4 separate regions of the Homo sapiens genome follow, and all the other regions are linked to region 4. The links are chromatin contacts, found by Hi-C or POLR2A ChIA-PET in ENCODE. All regions are on one chromosome and are shown on one strand. The core of a region is the stretch at or near the end of the contact, and the rest is flanking DNA. Distances in the headings are between cores, read along the strand shown.

Evidence for each region. Hi-C counts contacts between places; a loop is a spot of excess contacts on that map. ChIA-PET counts read pairs that join two places held with the same protein, here RNA polymerase II (POLR2A). Pooled maps may share reads with other maps.
Region 1: a map of B cell shows a loop between it and region 4 (11-fold over the local background). The contact joins the promoter of PPP1R15B here to the promoter of LINC01353 in region 4. A Hi-C loop is called at or near these places in 3 of 168 maps with a recorded cell type or tissue (B cell, naive thymus-derived CD4-positive, alpha-beta T cell and sigmoid colon), 9 of 37 single-sample maps with no recorded cell type and 15 of 50 pooled maps. POLR2A ChIA-PET finds 5 or more read pairs at or near these places in 2 of 52 experiments (B cell and naive thymus-derived CD4-positive, alpha-beta T cell).
Region 2: a pooled map shows a loop between it and region 4 (13-fold over the local background). The contact joins the promoter of RBBP5 here to the promoter of LINC01353 in region 4. A Hi-C loop is called at or near these places in 1 of 37 single-sample maps with no recorded cell type and 6 of 50 pooled maps. POLR2A ChIA-PET finds 5 or more read pairs at or near these places in 2 of 52 experiments (K562 and naive thymus-derived CD8-positive, alpha-beta T cell).
Region 3: a map with no recorded cell type shows a loop between it and region 4 (16-fold over the local background). The contact joins the promoter of TIMM17A here to the promoter of LINC01353 in region 4. A Hi-C loop is called at or near these places in 1 of 37 single-sample maps with no recorded cell type and 6 of 50 pooled maps. POLR2A ChIA-PET finds 5 or more read pairs at or near these places in 1 of 52 experiments (H1).

The regions. Positions count from the first base shown.
Region 1 is chr1:204,410,557-204,416,195 of GRCh38, forward strand. It overlaps PPP1R15B (protein phosphatase 1 regulatory subunit 15B), which reads right to left and starts at 1,261. Exons shown (of 2, transcript NM_032833.5): 1 at 1-1,261. The coding sequence starts at 855. RefSeq lists enhancers at 238-1,072, 379-528, 789-1,488, 1,499-1,548 and a silencer at 1,007-1,453.
Region 2 is chr1:205,118,401-205,123,649 of GRCh38, forward strand. It overlaps RBBP5 (RB binding protein 5, histone lysine methyltransferase complex subunit), which reads right to left and starts at 3,578. Exons shown (of 14, transcript NM_005057.4): 1 at 3,455-3,578. The coding sequence starts at 3,473. RefSeq lists enhancers at 1,638-2,196, 3,360-3,539, 3,680-3,899 and a silencer at 4,261-4,555.
Region 3 is chr1:201,952,037-201,957,533 of GRCh38, forward strand. It overlaps TIMM17A (translocase of inner mitochondrial membrane 17A), which reads left to right and starts at 3,467. Exons shown (of 6, transcript NM_006335.3): 1 at 3,467-3,516; 2 at 5,245-5,344; 3 at 5,475-5,497. The coding sequence starts at 3,491. RefSeq lists an enhancer at 3,456-3,745.
Region 4 is chr1:203,285,693-203,291,039 of GRCh38, forward strand. It overlaps LINC01353 (long intergenic non-protein coding RNA 1353), which reads left to right and starts at 1,460. Exons shown (of 3, transcript NR_117097.1): 1 at 1,460-1,619; 2 at 2,297-2,614; 3 at 2,813-3,106. RefSeq lists enhancers at 1,266-2,465, 3,853-4,412 and a silencer at 4,623-5,022.

The DNA of each region.
Region 1 (5,639 bases), core at 11-2,510, 1.1 Mb after region 4:
AAGAGGTGGACATCCCTGCCACGAGGCCGGAATGAGTTCTGCACTCAGCGGCTGGGGATGACAATGGTCCTCTCTCAGGCAGCTGCTCTCTGGGGTTAGTGTCTGGAAGCCGACTACCTCGCTATTTCCATCACTGTTCTGATAGCTGACTTCTAGCCTAGGAAAGCAGTCCAGGTAGGAAGGGTTCAGCAAATAGGATACCACACTGAAATTGTCTATGCGTTGAATGTTTAGAGGCCCAGAGGGCGAAGAGCCAAGTTCCCGGTTAGAGTACAGACGGGATTGAAGGCTACTGGGCAACAGCTCCACTCCCCACAGCTGCTGCTCTAAGAGAAAAGCCTGTGCTGCAGGGTCCAAAGCACTTCCCTTGGCCTTAAGCTCCAATTTTAGGTCTGGGGGCGAGTATTGCCAGTGGATCCCCTCCTCTAGCCAATCAAGGGGACTGGTGACCGAGGGGTCTGAGGAGTCGAGCTGCAGCGAACTCAAAGATTTCTGCGCTGTGGGGGCGGCTGGTTTCTCCCGTCCCTTCAGGGCTCTCAGGGCGCTGTAGACTCCAGCAAAATCTAGCCATCTGGTCGGAAACATTCCACCGAAAAGTTGGCTCCAAATTAGCACCTTCTGAAGCAATCCGGGGAGCGGCGCAAGGAGCTGGGAGAGCAGTTTCGTCCAGTAACTGACCCGAGTCTCGGGCTGGGCAGAGGAAAGCAGTGTGGGGTTCCCGGAGTTTTCCGGGCCAAGAGGCGTCGGGAACTTAGAAGAGCCTGCTTGCGATCGCCGAGGGAAAAAGGGTGGCCAGAACCGGAAGCCCGCCCGAGGGCCAAGCCGTTTCCGCGATCCGCCTGTCCCCGGCTCCATCTCCTTTTTCTTGACAGTCTCTCAGGTAGGGCCGCGGCGCTCAGCGGCTGGAGGTCGACGGGATTCGGAGGAAGCCTACAGAGTCTCGGCCTTGCCCAGCGGTGGCGTCGCTGCTCCAGGCCGATCTTCGAGCCAGCAGAAAAGCCACAGAGGGCAGCGAATGCGGCAGCGGGCGGCAGAACACAGGGAAGAACAGCCCGCGCAATAGGCGGCGACTGATGCGACTTCCATCCTGGCGGGGAAGGAGGTTCCCTAGTCGGCTCGACGCTTCAACACCATGGATAGGAGTCCCCCCACGGCCTCGGCGATGGTTTTCCGACTGACAGAGGGTTGAAAAGCCCCTGAGCAACGCGATACCGGAAGGACTGGGTAGGCCGGCTGGTGCGGTGGAAGCGAAGCCCAAAATGGCCGCAGGGCCCGCGCGCCGGCAGGACACCCCCCTAGACGCCGGAAGAGACGCAGGACTGTTGGGCGTCTACGTCCCTAGCGCCGCGCCGCCCAACGTCACTCGCAAAATCCCCGGGGGGCGGGCCTTTCCGCCCACTTCCGTGTGGCCGCCGATTGGTTTTGCCAGATTTCCCTGTCGGCTTCCTTACTCGAGGTAGAGCCGCACGGCAGCGTGAGGTTGCATCAGCCGGGGCGGGGGGGGGGGGGGGGGGGGGGGGGGGAATGCACGCATGCGCAGTCGTTTCTGTGTGGTCTCCTAGGAGACCGCCCCAACAGCCCTCTAGGTTAAAGGTCTTGGGGAGGGGAGGGGTTTTCAAAATAACCCGAGAATTTCCCGGAGGCGTTTTGATGGCCTAATACACACTGACGTGTGTACAGTCATCCCCTCTCATGAAATGGGGATTAGTTCCAGGACCCCGTAGACACCAGAATCCGCAGACGGTCAAGTCCCTTATGTAAAATGGTATAGTGTTTGCATATAACCTGCATACACCTTCCCAGATATTTAAACCATCCCCTAGATTAAGTATAATACCTAATACAATGCAAGTGCTATGGAACTAGTTGTTATACTGTATTTATTTGTATTATGTTTTATTATCTTTATTTTTCCCGAATATTTTCAATCCATGGAAGGTTGAATGCCCCGCGGGCCAACTGTAGGGTTATCGTAGTCTTAGATTTTTATTATTTATTTATTTGAGACAGGGTCTAGCTCTGTCGCCCAGGCTGGAGTGCAGTAGTGCGATCTCGGCTCACTGCAGCCTCAACCTCCTGGGCTCCAGTGAGCCTCCCACCTCAGCCTCCCGAGGAGCTGGGACTACAGGCTCGCACCACCACGCCCAGCTAAATTTTTTTTTTTTTTGAGACGGATTCCCACTCTGTCGCCAGGCTGGAGTGCAGTGGCGCAATCTCGGCTCACTGCAACCTCCGCCTCCCGGGTTCAAGCGATTCTCCTGCCCCAGCCTCCCTAGTAGCTGGTACTACAGGCGTGTGCCACCACGCCCAGTTAATTTTTTGTATTTTTAGTAGAGACAGGGTTTCACCATGTTGGCTAGGATGGTCTCGATCTCCTGACCTTGTGATCCGCCCGCCTCAGCCTCCCAAAGTGCTGGGATTACAGGCGTGAGCCACCGTGCTCGGCCAATTTTTGCATATTTTTATAGAGACAGGGTTTCGTCGTGTTGCCCAGGTTGGTTTCAAACTCAGCTCAAGTGATCTGCCCGCCTCGGCCTCCTAAAGTGCTGGGGTTACAGGCGTGAGCCACTGCGCCCAGCCTGACAGATATTTCAGGGTTCTCCTATTGTTCAGTACTATGTAGACCATCAACCTGAGATCTTATGTAAAAGTTGGGCAGTGCTGCGTACATACATGTCTGGTGTGGGGCAAACTAAACTCACAGAGAAGCAGCTCAGTCCCCAGAACTATTTACTCTCTTTTATGCTTCCAAGCAGGCAACATATTCAATTCATATTTATTAATACTTCCTTAGCAACCAGAACCACAGAATACAACAGCCAAAAAGGAAACATGGACCACTATCCTTTGAAAAAAAAAATGGCTGGTAATTTTAATTGCTGTATTTGATTATCTCTTGTGAGTTTGGTCTTAGTTCATTTCTTTATTTCTGCTAAAACTCTGTAATAGATACCCCTGAAGTCAAGTACCAATTACAGAGGGAGGGTGGCAGTTATGAGCACTAGGGACAGCAGAAAAATCTTTAGGGAGCTGGGAGGAGACCAGCAGCTCCTCCTGCCTTACTGGGCCTGTTCAAGGAACAACCACTTCTTTTTTTCTTTTTTGAGACGAGTCTCGCTCTGTTGCCCAGGATATAGTGCAGTGGTGTGATCTCTGCTCACTGCAACCTCCGCCTTCCTGGGTTCAAACTATTATCCTGCCTCAGCCTCCCTAGTAGCTAGGACTACAGGCACATGCCACCACGCCCGGCTAATTTTTGTATTTTTAGTAGAGACGGAGTTTCACCATGTTAGCCAGGATGGTCTCAATTTCCTGACCTTGTGATCTGCCCGCCTCAGCCTCCCAAAGTGCTGGGATTACAGGCGTGAGCCACCACGTTCGGCACAACCACTTCTTTCTAGGAAGCCAAGAGGACCTCAGTTTCTGTTGTTTATCCTGTATTATTATCCATACCTCTGGAAAATCTCAATCCTATGAACTTCAGAAAAATGTATTAATAATAGAGGTCAGTTTCATAATACAGATCCAAGTAGGCAAATTTGTTACCAGAAGCCTGTTTCTTGTAAAGTGAGGCTAGTAATTCCTCTTTCAATGGATTGGTAAGAAAACTAAGTTTTCTCAGTGCCTAGCCTAGACAGAGTAGGAGCACAAAGATTAGCTAATATTCTTGTGTGGTTCTGCTTTACAGTCTTCAGTTGTTTCCTCATTGCCTGCAGAATAAAGGCTCTATGCAGCCTGCCCTCCCACTGTACTCTTCCAGCCTCCTCTGTCACTTGTCTTCATGCATGTTATATTCTAGGAACATTGGACTTACCTGTACTCCTTGCTTCCTGCCTTTACTCATGCTGTTTCTCAGCCAAGAAAAGCTTCACCTTTCCTGTTACATACCTACTCATCCTTCAAGATCCAATTCAAATGTCAGCTTCTCCTTGAAGCCTTCATTGACCTTTCCAGCCAGAATTAATGGATCCCTCACAGTACTTATATTATTCCGCTCTATTAGAGCACTTAACACATTGCATTACATATACCTGTAAGTATTCTCTCTTGCTGGTCCCTGAATTCCTTGAGGGCTGTATCCAACTATCTAGAAAAGTGGTTCCCAAAGTATGGTCTGGGCACCCCTGGGGATCCTCCTTTGAAACCCTTTCAGAGGGTCCTTAAGGCCAAAAATATTTCCATAATAATTCTCAGCTTTTTTAACTCTCATTTTCTCATGTATGTACAGTGAAGTCTTCTGGAAGATACATGGTGTGTGAACTGTCAACAGAATGAATGCAAAAGCAGATAGATACGAGATTCTAGCTGTTTTATATTAAGCCAGATACTAAAGACATTTGGAAAAAATGTAAGACAATGCCACTTTTCTCACTAAGCTTTTTATGTTTTGAAAAATAATTGAACATTACCAGCCTGGGCAACATGGCAAAACCCTGTCTCTACAAAACATACAAAAATTAGCCAGGCATGACGGTGCACGCCTGTGGTCCCAGCTACTCAGGAGGCTGAGGTGGGAGGATTGCTCAAGCCTGGGAGGCAGAGGTTGCAGTGAGCCAAGATTGTGCCACTGCACTCCATCCTGGGCAACAGAGTGAGATCCTGCCTCAAAAAAAAAAAAAAAATTAACATGTAATTGGTTATTTTTAAATGAATTTTAAAATTTTATTGTATTTTTCATTAAAGACAGAGTTTCATATGTTGCCCAGGCTGGAGTGCAGTGCGTATTCACAGGGGCAATCACAGCACACTATGGCCTTGAACTCCTGGGCTCAAGCAATCCTCCTGCTTCAGCCTCCCAAGTAGCTGGAACGACAGGTGCACACCACCACACCCAGCCTAAATGAACATTTTTCAGTTCCTCGGTCTTGAATTCATAAATAGGAAATATTGATAGCTATAAACCACATAAAGGTATAAAGATAGTTATTTGGGGTCCTTAGTAATTTTTTTTTGAGACAGGATCTTGCTGTATTGCCCAGGCTGGAGTGCAGTGGTGCAGTCACGGCTCACTGCACCCTTGATCTCCCAGGCTTAAGCAGTCCTCCCACCTCAGCCTCCCAAGTTGTTGGCATAGCAGGTGTGTACCACCACACCTGTTGTTTTTTTTTTTTCATTTTATTATTACATTTTTGAGATGGAGTCTTGCTCTGTTGCCTATGCTGGAGTGCAGTGGTGTAATCTCAGCTCACTGCAACCTCCACCTCCCAGGTTCAAGCGATTCTTCTGCCTCAGCCTCCCAAGTAGCTGGGATTACAGGCACCCACCACCATGCCCGGCCAATTTTTATATTTTTTTAGTGGAGACTGTTTCACCAGGTTGCCCAAGTTGGGGTTTTTTTTCTTTTTAGTAGAGATGAGGTTTTGCCATGTGGCCCAGGCTGGTCTCAAACTCCTGAGCTCAAGCAATTTGCCTGCCTCAGCCTCCCAAAGTGCAGGGATTACAGACATGAGCCAGCACACCTGGCTGGGGCCCTCAATACTTTTTAAGAGTATAAACTTTTTCCTGAGGCCAAAAAGTTTAAGAACCACTGAGGTAGTATGTTGACTGGTACATAATAGGTACCCAATAAATGTTTGTTGAATGAATGGAAGAGTAATAATACTTTAAAATAATGTCGTCTTCCTTAAGACCAAGCCTCT
Region 2 (5,249 bases), core at 2,328-4,827, 1.8 Mb after region 4:
GGAGTTTGAGACCAGCTGAGCCAACATGGTGAAACCCTGTCTCTACTAAAAATAAAAAAAAAATTAGTTGGGCATGGTGGCACACGCCTGTAATCCCAGCTACTTGGGAGGCTGAAGCATGAGAATCACTTAAACCCAGGAGGCGGAGGTTGCAATGAGCCAAGATCGCCAAGATCATGCCACTGCACTCCAGCCTGGGCGACAGAAGCAAGACTCCCTCTAAAGAAAAAAGAAAAGAAAAGAAAAGAAAAGAAACTATCAGAGAACACTGAACATAACAAGGATTAAATATAATTCTGAGAAACTTAGTTACACGTGTAGGTATATATAGTGAACTGTGATAGAATATATATTTCTTACTGTGATTTGTGGTAAAAATAAGTTTGACAAATGATCTTATTTAATTATATCTCCGGTGCACACTGGTGAATACACAGCAGGGACTCAAAAAGTGGTTGCAGAAGTAAAACTAGTGTCTACCTATGAGCCACTTGTCTAACCACATTAAAAATACATTGTCATTCATTTCCTTCATCTGGCCAGATGTCCTTCAGTAGGCTTCCACAATCACATTACTTCTGTTCCTTTCCTTTTATCTATAATCATTAACTTTCTCACTTTAAAATGCAGAGTCATTTTCAGAGATTGTTATCTTTCGGACCCAGGCTTCTTTAATTTGTCTAACCTTCCAGTGCTAAATATTCCTTCCTGGCTGGGCACAGTGGCTCACACCTGTAATCCCAGCACTTTCAGAGGCCAAGGTGGGCAGATCACTTGAGGTCAGGAGTTCCTGACCAGGTTGGCCAACATGGTGAAACCCAGTCTCTACTAAAAATACAAAAAATATAGCCAGGTGTGGTGTTGGGTGCCTGTAATCCCAGCTACTCGGGAGGGCTGAAGTAGGAGAATCGGTTGAACTTGGGAAGCGCAAGTTGCTGTCAGCCGAGATTGTGCCACTGCACTCCAGCCTGGGCAACAGAGCAAGACTCCGTCTCAAAAGATAAATAAAAATAAATATTCCTTCCTAAGTTTTATCCTAATGAACCTTCTGTATCATTCAAGAAAAGCCTTTTGCAAGATCCTGCTACTCTTTCAAAGTACTAGCGTTATCACCTTTCTTCCATCCTTAAGTTTTTACAAGTAAGCGTCAACCTTTTGCCCTTGTCTCCCACACCATTCTAAAATCATTGTAATCTGGTTTCTGTTCCAGCTGCTGAGGAGTCCCAAGCTGCCAAAGGACTAAACAGAGCAACCCATTCTCAGCCCTCAGACTCAACTGCTCTGATTGGCTTCTATGAAGACGCCACACCAATCTGTACTCTCTTCTTCCTCTACATAGATTAATACATGGAAGGCACTTGAAAATCTGCCTAGCTCAGAGAAAGTACTTTATAACCGTTAGCTAACTTATTATCTCCACTTATTCCTCCTCTTAACCTCTAACTACAGATTGTGTGCTTGGCAATTTTCTTTTCTCCCCCTCCCACTTTTTCTCTAGATCATGTCCTCTATTCACAAGGTTTCAATGAGCCCATCTGAAAGAATACAAATCTCTCCCATAAATCCAAACCTGTCTCCTGACCCCTAGACCACATTCAGCTTCTCCAAAGCTGTCTTTTTCCAATGACCTTACACTTTATCAACAGCATCATTATTTGCTCTCACCATTTTTCACGTCACTCTCTTACTCATCAGCACTATATGCAATCTATTCTCAAATTTGTCATCCCTACCTCCTCAATGTCTTTTCTATTTCCTAGCTCAGGCCTTCCTCATCACTCATATAATCTACCCCTCCAAACTGGTTTTACACTCCTCCAAAACTCAACTCCACATTGCTGTCAGACAAACCTTACAAACTCATAGCTCTGATTGAGTTACTAAGTCAAAATCCTTCAATGGATCTACCCTACCTTCCCTAAAAAGCCCAAACTTTTGAGCTAGGCATTCGAGAACCAACACAAAATAGATGGCACCGATCCCATCCCCTGGCATTCTCTTTATCCACAACCTGGCCAAGCAGGAAAATTCTTTAGGTCTTCTCTCACTGATGCCTACTGAACATCCCTCCCATATTTTCATACTTCAGCCTGTTGATATTTTACCAACCTTAAAAATCCACTTAAGGCCGGACACTTTGGGAGGCTGAGGTGAGTGGATTGCTTGGGGCCAGGAGTTTGAGACCAGCCTGGCCAACACAGTGAAACCCCATCTCTGCTAAACATACAAAAATTAGCCAGGCATGGCAGTGCGCACCTGTAGTACCAGCTACTCAGGAGGCTGAGGCACGAGAATCACTCGAACCCAGGAGACAGAGGTTGCAGTGAGCCAAGACTGTGCCACTGCACTCCAGCCTAGGCGACGGCGCGAGGCTGTCTTAAAAAAAAAAAAAAAAGTCCACTTAAAACTCCAACTCCTCCACAGGTTTGGGGGGTTTGTTTTTCCTGGTTGACTTCTTCCTTTACCCCAAAGACATTCACTCTCTGTTCCAAACATTCTTAGCAACTGGTAATGACTCTTTCAGGCCTGCCTACATTCTGCAATATCCTACAGCTATTTTACATAATCACCTTAAACTCCCTGCTTAATGAAAAGCTCTTTAAGGGCAAAGACCATTTTTTATGTATCTTTGTAGCCCTTTTGACAATTAACATATCTTCTGACTTTTTTAAAAGAGAAACCTAACCATTAGGAACAGCAAGTAGTGCAGAAGTCCTTGAAAACCTCAGCTACCCCTAGAATACCATGCTAAATGTCACCTAATGGAAGTCCAGGAGAAAGGACCTACAGTTTTTAAATAATCTGGATAGGAGGTAAGGAGGCAATGACTCAAAGTGAGGGCGACAAAAGACAACTCCCTCCGTATTTCACACCTCAGTGTTTTACACACCGTCCCTAGCAAAGGACCTTAAACAGAAAGTTAGGATAATTGGATTCCAGTGCCAACTATGCCATTTACTTGCTTAGTGCCTAGCCATTACCCTCTGAGCCTTTATTCATCTGTTCAATGAGAAGCTTCTACCAGAAGATCTCCAAGTCCCCTCCTTAGACTTCTCTTTTCTACAAAAAGATTAACCTGTTCAGGCACCCAATTCCCTGACAAGTCTTCAAAGCTTCATCCCAAGCCTCACTTCTTCAAATTCCATCTCCAACAACTCTGGTCCTGGCTGCTCTGGGTACTTCAACACCTGCGATCCTCATAATCAAAGCTAAGTCACAAACTGTCTGTCCCCATCGCTCCATAATTGATATGAAAGTGGCCTCGGGAGGGGCAATGCAACCTACTCGGGCAGAAGGTGGGCTTCCTCCTCCCGCTGCTGCTCCACATCAGGTGTGCCCAGTGATCCATAGCCGAACAGTGTCCCTAAGATTGCAGCCTGACTCCCCTCCCGCCTGGGTTCCCTCCTTTCCAGTACCCAACGCTTCTCTAAAACGCAGCCACAGCCCTTCTCACCCAGCAACTCGAGGTTCATCCCTGCGGACTGTGGCCGCCCGGTCTCAGCTCCGGCAACAACACCTTCTCCCCGGCCGGCTTCAGCAACTTGCGTCTAAGTGGTGGACGCCGCGAAGAGACTGGCGCAAGCTCCGAAGACTTTCGGCCTTAGAAGGCCCCGCGGCTTCCGCTTTCTTCCCCCGCCTTCCTTGTTCGTTTCAGGTGGGCTGCCCAAATATATGCCTGACCAAAATCAAGCATACACTCTCTCGGAAACAATTAATTATGATCTTTGCTGAGGTACAACAATGTTATCGTCACTAGGGACTTTAAATAGCGCGACAATTTAAGATTATTTGCTCCGGGAACATGTAGGTGAGGTAGAAATTCCAGGCATACAGTTAACCTACTAGTTCTTGCCCTGTTGTGTGTTCAGCGGCGTTGTCCGGGCGGGCTACCTCAGACTCCGCAGGAAAGGTTCCGGACAAGTCCTGCTAATGCAAGAAACCAGGGAAGGTCGTCCCCTAGTGCTCGGGTGTGTAGCGCCGCTGACCTCACCAAGGCGCGTACTTACCCTGTATGTAGGTGGCGTTGCAGGGTGTTTCGGTCTCGTGAAAATTATTTCTCATTTGTAAAGATATGCTATTGATCCTACAGAAAGGTACGACAACATATGTTAGGCCTGTCTGTGTTAAGATAATAAAAACCTTATTATCTAAGGTTTTACCCTTTACCAAACAGTGTTGACAGGGACGCTGTGAAAAAGACTGTGAAAAAGAATTGGAATGAGGGGTGGACTGAGTTTCCCGGAGCTCAGTCATACAGAACTCCAATGAAATACCCAAAGCAATTAGAGAAGTCCAGTTACTGGTATCTAGCGAAAGAGCAAATTTTATATGAACAAATTCCTACTATAAATGCTGTGGCTCATCAGAAAAAGGAAACAACGTCAAAGGCTCGCTGCAGAAAATAGTACTCGGGCTAGGTCTCCGACAATGGAAAAATACACATACACAAGTTTATTAATCGCAGTATTGTCTGCAATTGCAAACTTTTGGAAACAATAATGAAACTTTTGAACTAGGGAGCCCAGCATTTTCATGTTGCCCAGGGCCCTGCAAATTATGTAGCTAGTCCAGTCTGCCTCTACTTGACAAATTTGCAGAAAAAGCAGCCTCATTCACACAGTGCACCCTGTCCCTGGGCCCCAGTTGATTGCTCTTTCAGTAAGCCCCTGACCTAAGCTCAACCCAATTAAATTCCTTTCCCAAGAATTTGGAATGGGAATTAAGTGGCCCCCACAGTCTGACACATCGATTGAAGAGAGTAAATGTGAATTAAGGAGCTATTTAAAGCGCCTAATAATAGATGGACACCATGGTAGTTGGCTGCAGGTTGCAGAATGAAGCAGAAGTCCAGAAACTAGTCAAAGATAATACTTGGTGTATCCAATTAGTTCCCAAGAACATATTACATTAATGTCTTCTATTTCCATTATCCTTGGACCTTTATAAAGTATGTCTTTTGCAGCCGGGTGCGGTGGCTCACGCCTGTAATCCCAGCACTTTGGGAGGCCGAGGCGGGCTGATCACCTGAGGTCGGGAGTTCGAGACCAGCCTGATCAATATGGAGAAACACTGTCTCTACTAAAAATACAAAATTAGTTGGGCGTGGTGGCTCATGCCTGTTATCCCAGCTACTCGGGAGGCTGAGGCAGGAGAATCGCTTGAACCCGGGAGGCAGAGGTTTCAGTGAGCCAAGATCGCACCATTGCACTCCAGCCTGGACAACAGAGTGAGACTCTGTCTCAAAAAAA
Region 3 (5,497 bases), core at 2,217-4,716, 1.3 Mb before region 4:
ATTCTTTAAGACTAACTAGGGGGAGATTAGAGTACCAATCCTTCTAAACCTTTCAAAAGGCTTCTTTTGAACCCTTTTCAAAAGATTTCTTCACTTAGCACCCTGGAACCAAATGGAAGTGAATATTTTTGAGAAGACGTGACATCTTTCTCCTGGGCCTTGCCCAGCCAAAAATGTTCTGTTATCTGTTGCAATTAAAAGAGAGCAAAGAGTAAGAAGTCTCTTTCCTTAAAGTTTCTTTGGCCACTTGAGCGGAGCTTCCCAGAGCAGTAAACTCCTTTAGGATAGGGACTGTTGGAATTAAATGAGCTGGGGAACCACAACCTAGAAACTGGACTTCAGCTTTGTAAACTCCGAAACTCATTATCACTGTGATGGTTAATTTGATGTGTCAACTTGAGTAGGCCATAGGGTGCCCAGATTAAATGTTGTTCTGGGTGTGTCCATGAGGATGTTTCCAGATGAGAATAGCATTTGAATTGGTAGACTCGGCAAAGTAGATTGCCCTCCTCAGTGTGGCTGGGCATTGAAAAGGCCGAAGAAAGAATTTGCCCCTCTTTTCCTGCCTCACTATTGAGCTGGGATATCTCATTTCACCTTCTCCTGCCCTCAAACTGGGATTTACATCATCAGCACCCCTGGCTCTCAGGCCTTTGGACTTGGACCAAACTGCATCACTGACTTTCCTCCATCTCCAGCTTGCAGACACAGATTATTGGACTTCTCAACCTCCATAATCATGTGAGCCAACTACTCATAATAAATAAATAAATAGGCTGGGTGTGGTGGCTCATGCCTGTAATCCCAGCACTTTGGGAGGCCCAGGTGGGCAGATCACGAGGTCAGGAGTTTGAGACCAGCCTGGCCAATATGGTGAAACCCCCATCTCTACTAAAAATACAAAAATTAGCCAGGTGTGGTGGCGCACACCTGTAGTCCCAGCTACTCGGGAGGCTGAGGCAGAAGAATCACTTGAACCTGGGAGGCAGAGGTTGCAGTGAGCCGAGATCACGTCACTGCACTCCAGCCTGGGCAACAGAGTGAGACTCCATCTCAAAAATAAATAAATAAATATTAATTTTATGTATATATATATATATATATATAGAGAGAGAGAGAGAGAGAGAGAAACAGAAACAGAAGGATATATATATATTTGCACACAATAAGATATATATATGTGTGTGTATATATATATCCTCTTGGTTCTGTTTCTCTGGAGAACCCTGACTATTCCTGGTGATTTAGTCAAAATAACTGATCTCACAAGAGGCAGATACATAAGCCAGTATTAACTACCAAGTGGAGAAGAATAGTTATAAACACAGGCCAGGGTATTCTCTTCTATATCGAAATCTATTCAGAAGCCAAATAAGAAGAAGAAGATTGCATAATAAATATGGAATAAGAACAAAGGGAGGTAGCTAGAGCTAGAGCTAAGGGATATTTTATCTGGGTCCTGGTGAGAGTGCAAATCTCTAGTTACTAAAATATTTATACCCACCAGGTCTTCGGTGCTGACTAAATGTCAGATTCCTGCCCTCTGAATTCCTCCATGTCCCCTCTCCCACATTCTCTCTTTGGCCTGTACAATTAAATAGAGTTAACTATTCTTAATTACAGTCACATTCTGAACACGTCTTCTCCACCTTACACACCCAAATCAGATAACTAGTATGAACCATTCTCACGTGCAAGACACATTTATTGATAATCTTTAGTTCCATGGAGGGTTCGATTCATCTGCTTACTTTATTTCCAAGCTTTTGGAGAGACCCTCACTCCTCTTTGCAGTCTTCCTTTATTTATTTATTTATTTGAGGTGGAGTCTCGCTCTGTCACCCAGGCACAATCTTAGCTCACTGCAACTTCCACCTCCCACGTTCAAGCCATTCTCCTGCCTCAGCCTCCTGACTAGCTGGGATTACAGGCAACACGCCAGGCTAAATTTTGTATTTTTAGTAGAGACGGGGTTTCACCATGTTGGTCAGGCTGGTCTCGAACTCCTGACCTCGTGATCCGCCCGCCTCGGCCTCCCAAAGTGCTGGGATTACAGGCGTGTGCCACTGCGCCCGGCCTCTTCCATTATTTATGACATTGACTTTTCCGTAAAATAAATATATACATATTTTTAAAGTTAATTACAAACGTACAGAATGGAGAGGAGCACTTTAACAGCCATCACATGATTGGGATTTTGTTGACAGTAAACTAAAAGCTCCATGGGTCCCAACCTTTTTTTTTTTTTTTTTTTGACAGTGTCTCACTCTGTCACTAGAGTGCAGTGGCATGATCACAGCTCCCTGCGGGGTAGATCTCCTGGGCTCAAGCTATCTTCCCGCCTCAGTCTCCCGAACAGTCAGGGCTACAGGCACGTGTCACCACGCCCGGCCTGGTCCCCATAAGTCCCCTCTTCTCCGAGCCAAACATCTTCACACCTTCTGGTGATCATTAGTGGAGAGGCCTGTGAGAGGCTCTGGTGTCAATGTCCCTGAAATCGAGGGCTCCAAATTGGTCATGGCTCTCCAGATGGCCCAAACAGTTCCAGTTCACAAACATTTATTGAGCATCTACTACATTCCAGGCACTGTGGTTATTATAAATCACTGAGACACTGTTTGCCCTAAAGGAGCTACGTGTATTTGGTAACAGCTTCACAGTAAGTGACGAATAAGATAGCATTAATCCACATTTGACAGCAAAAGTACCAAAAAAGAAAGAAAGAAAAAGAAGAGAGAGAAAGGAAAGAAAAGAAAAGAAGAGAAAGAAAGAGGCCGGGTGCGGCGGCTCACGCCTGTAATTCTAGCACTCTGGGAGGCCGAGGTGGGCGGATCACGAGGTCAGGAGTTCGAGTCCAGCCTGATCAACATGGCGAAACCCCGTCTCTACTAAAAAAACATAAAAATTAGCCGGACCTGGTGGCGCCCGCCTGTAGTCCCAGCTACTCAGGAGGCTAAGGCAGGAGAATCGCTTGAACTCGGGAGGCGGAGGTTGCAGTGAGCCGAGATCTCGCCGCTGCACTCCAGCCTGGGCGACAGAGCCAGACTCTGTCTCAAAAAAAAAAAGAAGAAGAAAAGAAAAAGAAAGAAAGAAAAAGGATGGAAGGAGAGAAGAAAAGGAAAGGGGGAAGGGAAGGGGGAAGGGAAGGCGGAAGGGAAGGGAAAGAAAGAAGCGTATTTAGGCAGTATCGCGTTGATTTCAGTCCACGGAACCTCTGGTGACCGGGTAGTGTGACTCCGTCATTGGTAGCCCCCCGCCCACACAGCCGGGACTCGCGGCCTTTGAGGACGTGGGCAGGGCCAGTCTCGCCACGCCGCGGCCAATGCCCCGACCACACGCTGGCCACAGGAGTCCTGGCTCCCATTGGCTGCAGCGGGAAATGGTGAACCAATGCTCATAGACCTTAACGCCCTCCTCTCGGGATCACTTCCGCCTCTGGGGTCAGGCTCCGCCCAGCTTGCCCGGCATCACTCGCGGCATTGGAGTCAAGATGGAGGAGTACGCGCGAGAGCCTTGGTGAGCTTCACCGCTGTCTTTGCATTTCTCTTGCCCCCCTGCCCACTGCCCTCCTTCTCCCTTGTCCAGGCTCCCAAGGTGCAAGCCAGACTCAACCGCAGCCTCGTCGACTTGGGCCTGGTAACTGGGCAATGCGGTCTTTCGCGGCCAGTCGGCTTCTTAGCCCTGTACTTAGTACCTCCCCGGCCGCGTGAGCCTCCCTCTCCCAACCCAGCACCCGTGTGACCTTGTGATGGATGGTAAGGAGGTCCAGACTTGAGTTTGATAGAACCTCGGAACCTCCTCCCAACGCAGGGCGTAATCGACTTTATGCGGGGCCAGTTATAATCCCCCCTGTTCGTCGAGGTGACCTTGGGCGCGTCCCTCCGTCTCGCCTTGCTCAGTTCCTGCGTTGAGGAACTGAAGAATAGGCATTTGAGGGAGTGTCATTCTTGAGGTTTTACTTGTATCATGATATGTGTCCACAGAGTGAAGCATTTTAAATGAATGGAACATAGATTTTAGCCAAGGGGTCTGGATAAGCTTCTTTATTGCGTGGGGCCTTGTTTTCCTTCTTGGAATTCTTTCTTGAGGGTAGAGGGGGACAAAAATTACCTGGGAAATAGGAAGAGGTAATAGCATGTGTTCTCTGAAAAGCCATGGACAGAAATTCATTGTTACATCCAGCGTTTATTGAGTATGAATAAACCAGACACATAGATAATTATAAAACGATGTAATTGCTGTCAGAAGTCTCAGGTTGCCAGAGTTTAAAGTTTCTAGGGTCATAGGTAAAAAATCAAATCTTGATATTTCGGTTAATCATTTGTTTTATTGTGTAAGAGCAACAACCAAGATGTCCTCAATTTGTGAAAGTGCCCAGGACCTTAAATTACTACTCTGGTATCCTAGCCTTGTTGCATGTTTTATGTTCCCCTCTCCCATAAATGGCATACAAAATATAAGTTTTAGGGTCTCCTGGCTCTTCAAACTTATCTTCTTCAAAGCAGTTATCCTCCATTCTGGATTGTGCTCAGATATGTAGGACTCAGCACACTGTAAATAGCTGTTTGATGTACTATAATGACACAGGTTAGCAGAGAGTTAAAATATTTAACTATGTTGAGTTAAAGATCTTAGAAAAATAAGGCCGGGTGTGGTGGCTCACGCCTGTAATCCCAGCACTTTGGAAGGCCGAGGCGGATCACGAGGTCAGGAGTTCAAGACCAGCCTGGCCAGTATGGTGAAACCCCGTCTCTACTAAAAATACAAATATTAGCCGGGCGTGGTGGCACGCGCCTGTAGTCCCAGCTACTTGGGAGGCTGAGGCAGGAGAATCACTTGAACCCAGGAGACGGAGGTTGCAGTGAGCCAAGATTGCGCCATTGCACTCCAGCCTGGGTGACAGAGTGAGACTCCATCTCAAAAAAAAAAAAAAAAACAACTTAGAAAAATAATGGGTTTTCATTTACTAAATCATTAGGTAGCCCCTTTGCTTTCTCTTAGTACGTATGCCCTGAAACAATATAATCAGTTACCTGGTTATCTTTGTAGTCAAAACTGCTTTGATTTTTTGACTGCCCTGTTTGATTACAGCATTTCCTCAAGTCATTTTATAGGCCAAATATTTATTGGTTGCAGTGGGCCCTGCAGTATAATCTGTTCCATTATAATCCTTACTGTATTGGCAAAGAAGATTTTATGGTTTGTGAATGAGAAATATGGTCTTTTTTTTCCCCCTGTTCTTAGCCCATGGCGAATTGTGGATGACTGTGGTGGGGCCTTTACGATGGGTACCATTGGTGGTGGTATCTTTCAAGCAATCAAAGGTTTTCGCAATTCTCCAGTGGTAAGTGGGTGAATGGTCTTATTTTATCATCACTTGCAACTTGGGTTTGATGATATTACTGGTGGTCCCATCAGTGGCTTAGAAATGTACTTCTAATATATTTTTTGTTGCTTCCTTTTTTTTGTTATAGGGAGTAAACCACAGACTACGAGG
Region 4 (5,347 bases), core at 210-2,709:
CCTCTTAAGTAAAGTTCTTTCTTATAATAACAATACTGAGCCCTAAGTGTTTTGCACATAGTAACTCATTAATCAAAAACAATCCAATGTGATAGATATCATTGTAATTTCTACTTTATGGATGAGGCAACTGAAGCACAGCGAATATTAGGTAACTGTTAAAGATAAGATTTGAACCCAAGCGGTCTGGCACAGCAGCCGGAACCTCCGACCACCCATCACACAGTTCCGCCTCTATTAGAAGAAGACCACTCTGGTGAGCTTCCTGGGGGAGGAGAAACTCTTGTTACAATAATCAATAATCAATCAAATTTCCAAGGAGATTTCTCTGGACCTTTGGAGGGAGATTCAAAAGCCCTTCTCCATCCCACTTCTAGGTCTGCTTGCTAAGTCAGGAATAAAGCTACCCTGGATCTTCTGGAACTTTCTGTTCTCTGAGGCAGGAGGGCATTTCTTTGGCCAGGACCTCCCAGCTCAGAGGCTCATTGGCCCCAGAAACATGGGTGGCCCACTGGAGGTGGGCTGTGCCAGTTGGCTTTCAGACGGGAAGCTGCTGGGCACGCTTGTTCTCCACCACACCTCTGCAAGGTGAACCTGGGACTGGGAGGGACAGCCTGCTGAGGACTGAGAGCGTGGGACACTTATGACTGTCACACTCCTTCTCTGCAAATCTTCCTCTAAAAGGCTTCCCAGGGCTTGGCTCTGCTTGGTTCTCTGAGCTCCTCCTGCAGGCAGCTGCCTTTCAGTTCACTATTGTATCCCAGTGAATCCAAAATTAGCTTGATTCACAACAGAAAATGAGCACAAAACCCCTCTATAGCCAGAGAGTGATTGTCTACAAAGTCCTATGTGGTAGAAATAAGGCTTTGCCCCAAGGAGCCATCTGGCTGTGTGCCCTCTCCCACACGCACACTTCCATTTGGCACACTTATTGTTATCCTGTGCTGTGAGGGAACAGAGGTACTGGCCACGGATCCATTGCAGAGGAGCCAGCTTATACTCCCACGGTGCTAGGAAGGAGGCGGGACAGGTAAGACAAGCACACAAACCATGGAAAAAACTGGAGGAAACTTTCCACACCTCTTAAGCAACTGGTGCATTTCCCTGTGGTGTAGGTTGAGTAAGTAAGCCCGAGGAGAGAGGATGGGGTGGACTCAGATGCCCAGGGAGGCAAGTCTTGGTTTGGGGTTTTCAGGAAGGCAGGGCCACTTGTAGAGATTGCAGCTGGTGGTGAACTGGGGTCTGTGGAGGTGGCAGGCAGAAATAGCAACTCGTGTGTCCATGGTGGCACCGTTTTCAATGCGCCTTCATAACCATATCTCGTTTGATCCTGACAGTCCCTCTATAAGCAGTTTGCCACTGTCATTTTTCAGATGAAAACATCGAGGCTTAGAGGGGTTTCTGAGTAGCTGAGAAGTCAGGACTTCACACTCCCGATCTTTCCCCTGGCCTCCAGTTTGCCTGGCAAAGTCACAGGAAGTATCTCCATGGCACCGCATCAGCCCTCACAGAGCAGGAAACCTTGATTTCTACAGAGGCTGTTTCCTCCCAGCCTTGTGCAAGGCCCACTGCAGAGACAAAATTATGGTGGCCAAAGTGTGAATGCCAAGGCCACACTGGTAAGAGCCAGTGGCTGGGCAGCTGCAGTCACCCCACCGAAGGTAGACGGGTGTGGCTCAGTGGCAGGCAGAGGCTGGTCCCCACAGGGAGGAGGAGGGAGCCTGTGGGCGGCCCAGGGGCTGCCCCTCTGTCCCCAGGGGAGTGGGTGGAGGCCTGAGGGGGACTGTGCTGAGATGTTTGGTCATCAGAGGTCTGGGTGGGGGGTTGGGGAGGTAAAGCAAGAGTCTCTTATTTTTAAACCAATCAATGAGAGGACAGCTGTTCTTTGTTTCCATGAGCTCAGCAGAAGAGGAAATGGTTTGCCTGTGCGGTGGGGGAGGAGGAGAGGGTAGGGTTTTAGGTTAGTGCCCTGGCTGTGATGAAGTGGAACTTGTTACCCAAGGACTTCCCTTTTAGGCAGAATGTCTGCTTTCCTACCAGGAAGAGTGGCTTGGCCCTCTGCTGAGGCTCTCAGAGGTTCTCCCAGCCTTGGGATCGCTGAGTAAAACCAGTCAGCACCATGTCACCCTATGGAGACTGGTATTACCTTGCGCCTGTGTGTGGTGACAGCGGGCATCCTTTGGCCTGCATAGCAAAGGGCCACTCCCCTCCTTTCCTCCTGTCTCCCTTCTTCCCCAACCCCTCTCTCTTGGAGGACAGAGTCTGCTCCCCTAAATTCTACTGGGTTCTTTTTCAGGCCTCCATCCCTGGGATTTGCTGGTAGAAGAAAGGGAATCAGCGCTGACTGAGCTCCTACTATGTGCCCTTCCTGGGCCTGGCACTGGAATCACAGGATGAATGAATAAGGCATATTTCCTGCCCTGAGGAGGCGTCTATAGGGGAAGTCGGAATTAAGGCACCTCCAGAATTCTGAGGTCAAGGGAATGTCAACAGAGCTGTGAACAAAATGCCCAAAGCCATGAAAATCTACAGAGAGAGACTCGAAGGGGAGGAATGGGGTAGGAGCTGGTGCCGAGGATGAGAGGGGAGAATTCACCTGGTGGAGAACTGATAGGTGGGGGCTGTTTTCAAAGTATTTTCACAAACGTTTATTCTCTTGACTCTCACAATAAACGAAGCCAGCCAGAAAGTATTCTCCCCATTTCAGTGATAAGGAAATGGAGGCTCAGAAGGGTGGAATGGCCCAGGGCAGGGCAAAGCTGGGGTGGAAGCATCGGTCTTGTGCTTCCACACTCATTGCACTTTCTTCCAGGCCAGGCTGAGGTCGGGATGGTGGAGGAGGTGGTGGAGGTGATGAGGTACCAGAGCAACCTCGAAGAAAGCTGAGAGGCAGGAGACCGCCAAAGGCAAACTTGGAACACCTGGTGACTCCGACTAACTCTCCATGTGGTGTCCTTGAGGACTTTTATGATACTGCTACCACTGCTAATAGTAATAAAAGCCACTATTTAATGTGTTTACTATGCGCTGGGTGTGCAAATATTGTGGAAAGAGTGAACATATGTGCAGAATGCTTAATAAACGTGATCTCCTTTTATCTTCAAAAGAACAATACAGGCCAGGTGCGGTGGCTCATGCCTATAATTCCAGCACTTTGGGAGGCCGAGGCAGATGGATTGCTTGAGCTCAAGAAGTTTCAGACCAGCCTGGGCAACATGGCAAAACCCCATCTCTACAAAAAAATACCCAAAAAATTAGCCAGGTGTGATGTTGCCTGCCTGTGGTCCCAGCTACTCCAGAGGTTGAGGTGGGAGAATCGCGTGAGCCCAGAAGGTCAAGGCTGCAGTGAGCTGTGATCCTGCCACTGCACTCCAGCCTGGGGTGACAGAGTGAGACCCTGCCTAAAAAAAAAAGAATCAATACGATTAATACTTTTACTTCTATTTTTCAGACAAGGAAATTGAGGCTCAGAGAGGTTAGGAACTTGCCAGAAGACCTACCAGCAAGTGGCAGAGCTAAGGTCCCATCTGACCCCAAAGCCCACCCATAACCGCTATGCAGTACTGTCCAGGCAGAAACACAAACATTACCCCATTGTTTTTATTCTTCAACACCTTTGGTATCATCCAGTCCCAGGACACTGGCTCCTGAGGAAGGAAGGCCCCTCCCACATCCTTTAAAATTCCCAGGCATAAAACCATGTTCACCAGCCACCGTGAGGGTAAGCCTCAGAGACAGGGACCGTGCCCACAGCCAAAGCAAACTTGCCACATCCTCGGCCAATGCCCTGCCAAGGAGGGCCACTAGCTATTTTTCATGCCTCAAACTCCCACTCTATCACAGCACCCAGAGCTTGGGGATGGGGTGAGTTGTCCCCCCAGACAACTCTCTACCGTGGAGAGACTGGGCCAGGGGAAGTAGAGAGAGGAAGTAGACCTTAGATAGAGGAGCGAATGTGGGTGGCTAAGCACTGTGGGTGTGAAGGGATGGTTGGGAGGCCCTGGGGACTTTCCCCGGAGGCTGAGCTACCCAATTTACTCCCCAACCCACCACAGGCAGGCACGCACACCCATAATTTCAGGCGAGACGAGGCAGGCCTCTGAGAACAGCACTCCAACAGGCTTTATCTGAGTGCTCAGCTGGACTCAGAAATCAGAGCGCCTCCCCCAACCTGCCCCAGGACAGTGAAGGCTCCATGATGAGCCCTGAGTTCTCATCGCAGTTTCTCTTCCTTTTCTGTTTTTTTCTTGGCCTCTGCCTGGCAGGAGGCCTCTGGAAACCCTCGTTTTTCAGGCTGCTTCTCCGTCAGCCCCTAGGCCAGACCTTTTTATTTGACTGGTCTGGGGAAGACATGGGGAGGCCACTTGGCTAATGAGAAGCCAGTCGCCTTACAGCAGTGCCTCTTCTGAGACTTTCTGGGATTCTCTGGAAACACAGATGCCAGTTTTTCTTTTTATTTGCTTGTTTCAGGACAGAAGAGATTGAGTTTCAATAGGAGATGTGATTGTCTTTAAACACCTATGGGAAAATCCCTGGGCTCTGCAGTAAAAATACACACCATGGCTGTCCATGTCATATGCGTCCTTGACACCACCAGGCAAAATGCACAGGCTGTGAAACACATTTGGACGCCCAAAGAGCAGGTCCTCCAGAGCACAAACACCTGCACCCACCCCAGGACAGAAGTGCTCAGGCAGGTGTCACCAGCGCAGCCCCTGGCCCCCGACTTTCCCCACTCCACACCCCCATTCACACAGAAGGGCAAAGACAGCCCACAACCTTGGCTGGCTGCGCTCAGTCCTTGGCTCCAGCTGCCTGGGCAGGGGTTAACGAGGCAGGCGCGGCCACTCCCTCCCGCCACCTGCCACCCACCGCCTCCCTCCCGCGCCGCGTCACTTGTTTTTCTGCTGGGCTTTCCCGCCTCCCGCCGGCCGCTGACGTGGACTGGGGGCGTCACAGCCTCTACCTCAGCTGCCGGGAAGTGCTTCCCTTATATGGGCACAGACTCCGGAGGGGCCGGCAGGGCAGGGGCGCTCTTGGGGAGGGCAACAGCTGCCAGCCATCAAGGGCCAGGCTCTCCTCTCCCAAACAATGCCCAGGCCGGGGCAAAGGTGACCCGCATTTGGAAAAGGGAGGCCAGCCTCCCTGTCTCCTCTCAAGAGCCAGAGCCCAGGCGGGCAGCCTTCCCAGACGCTGTCGCTCTGCATCCTCCCTCTTTGGGTTTCTCATGAAATGTGCAGAGCTAGATTGAAATGCAGATGACCAGGTGGCCTTTCACTGATGCACTCTGATAGTCCCTGAATGCTCTGCATCCCAAAGTCTACGGCCGGAAGGCTGTGATGCTAGG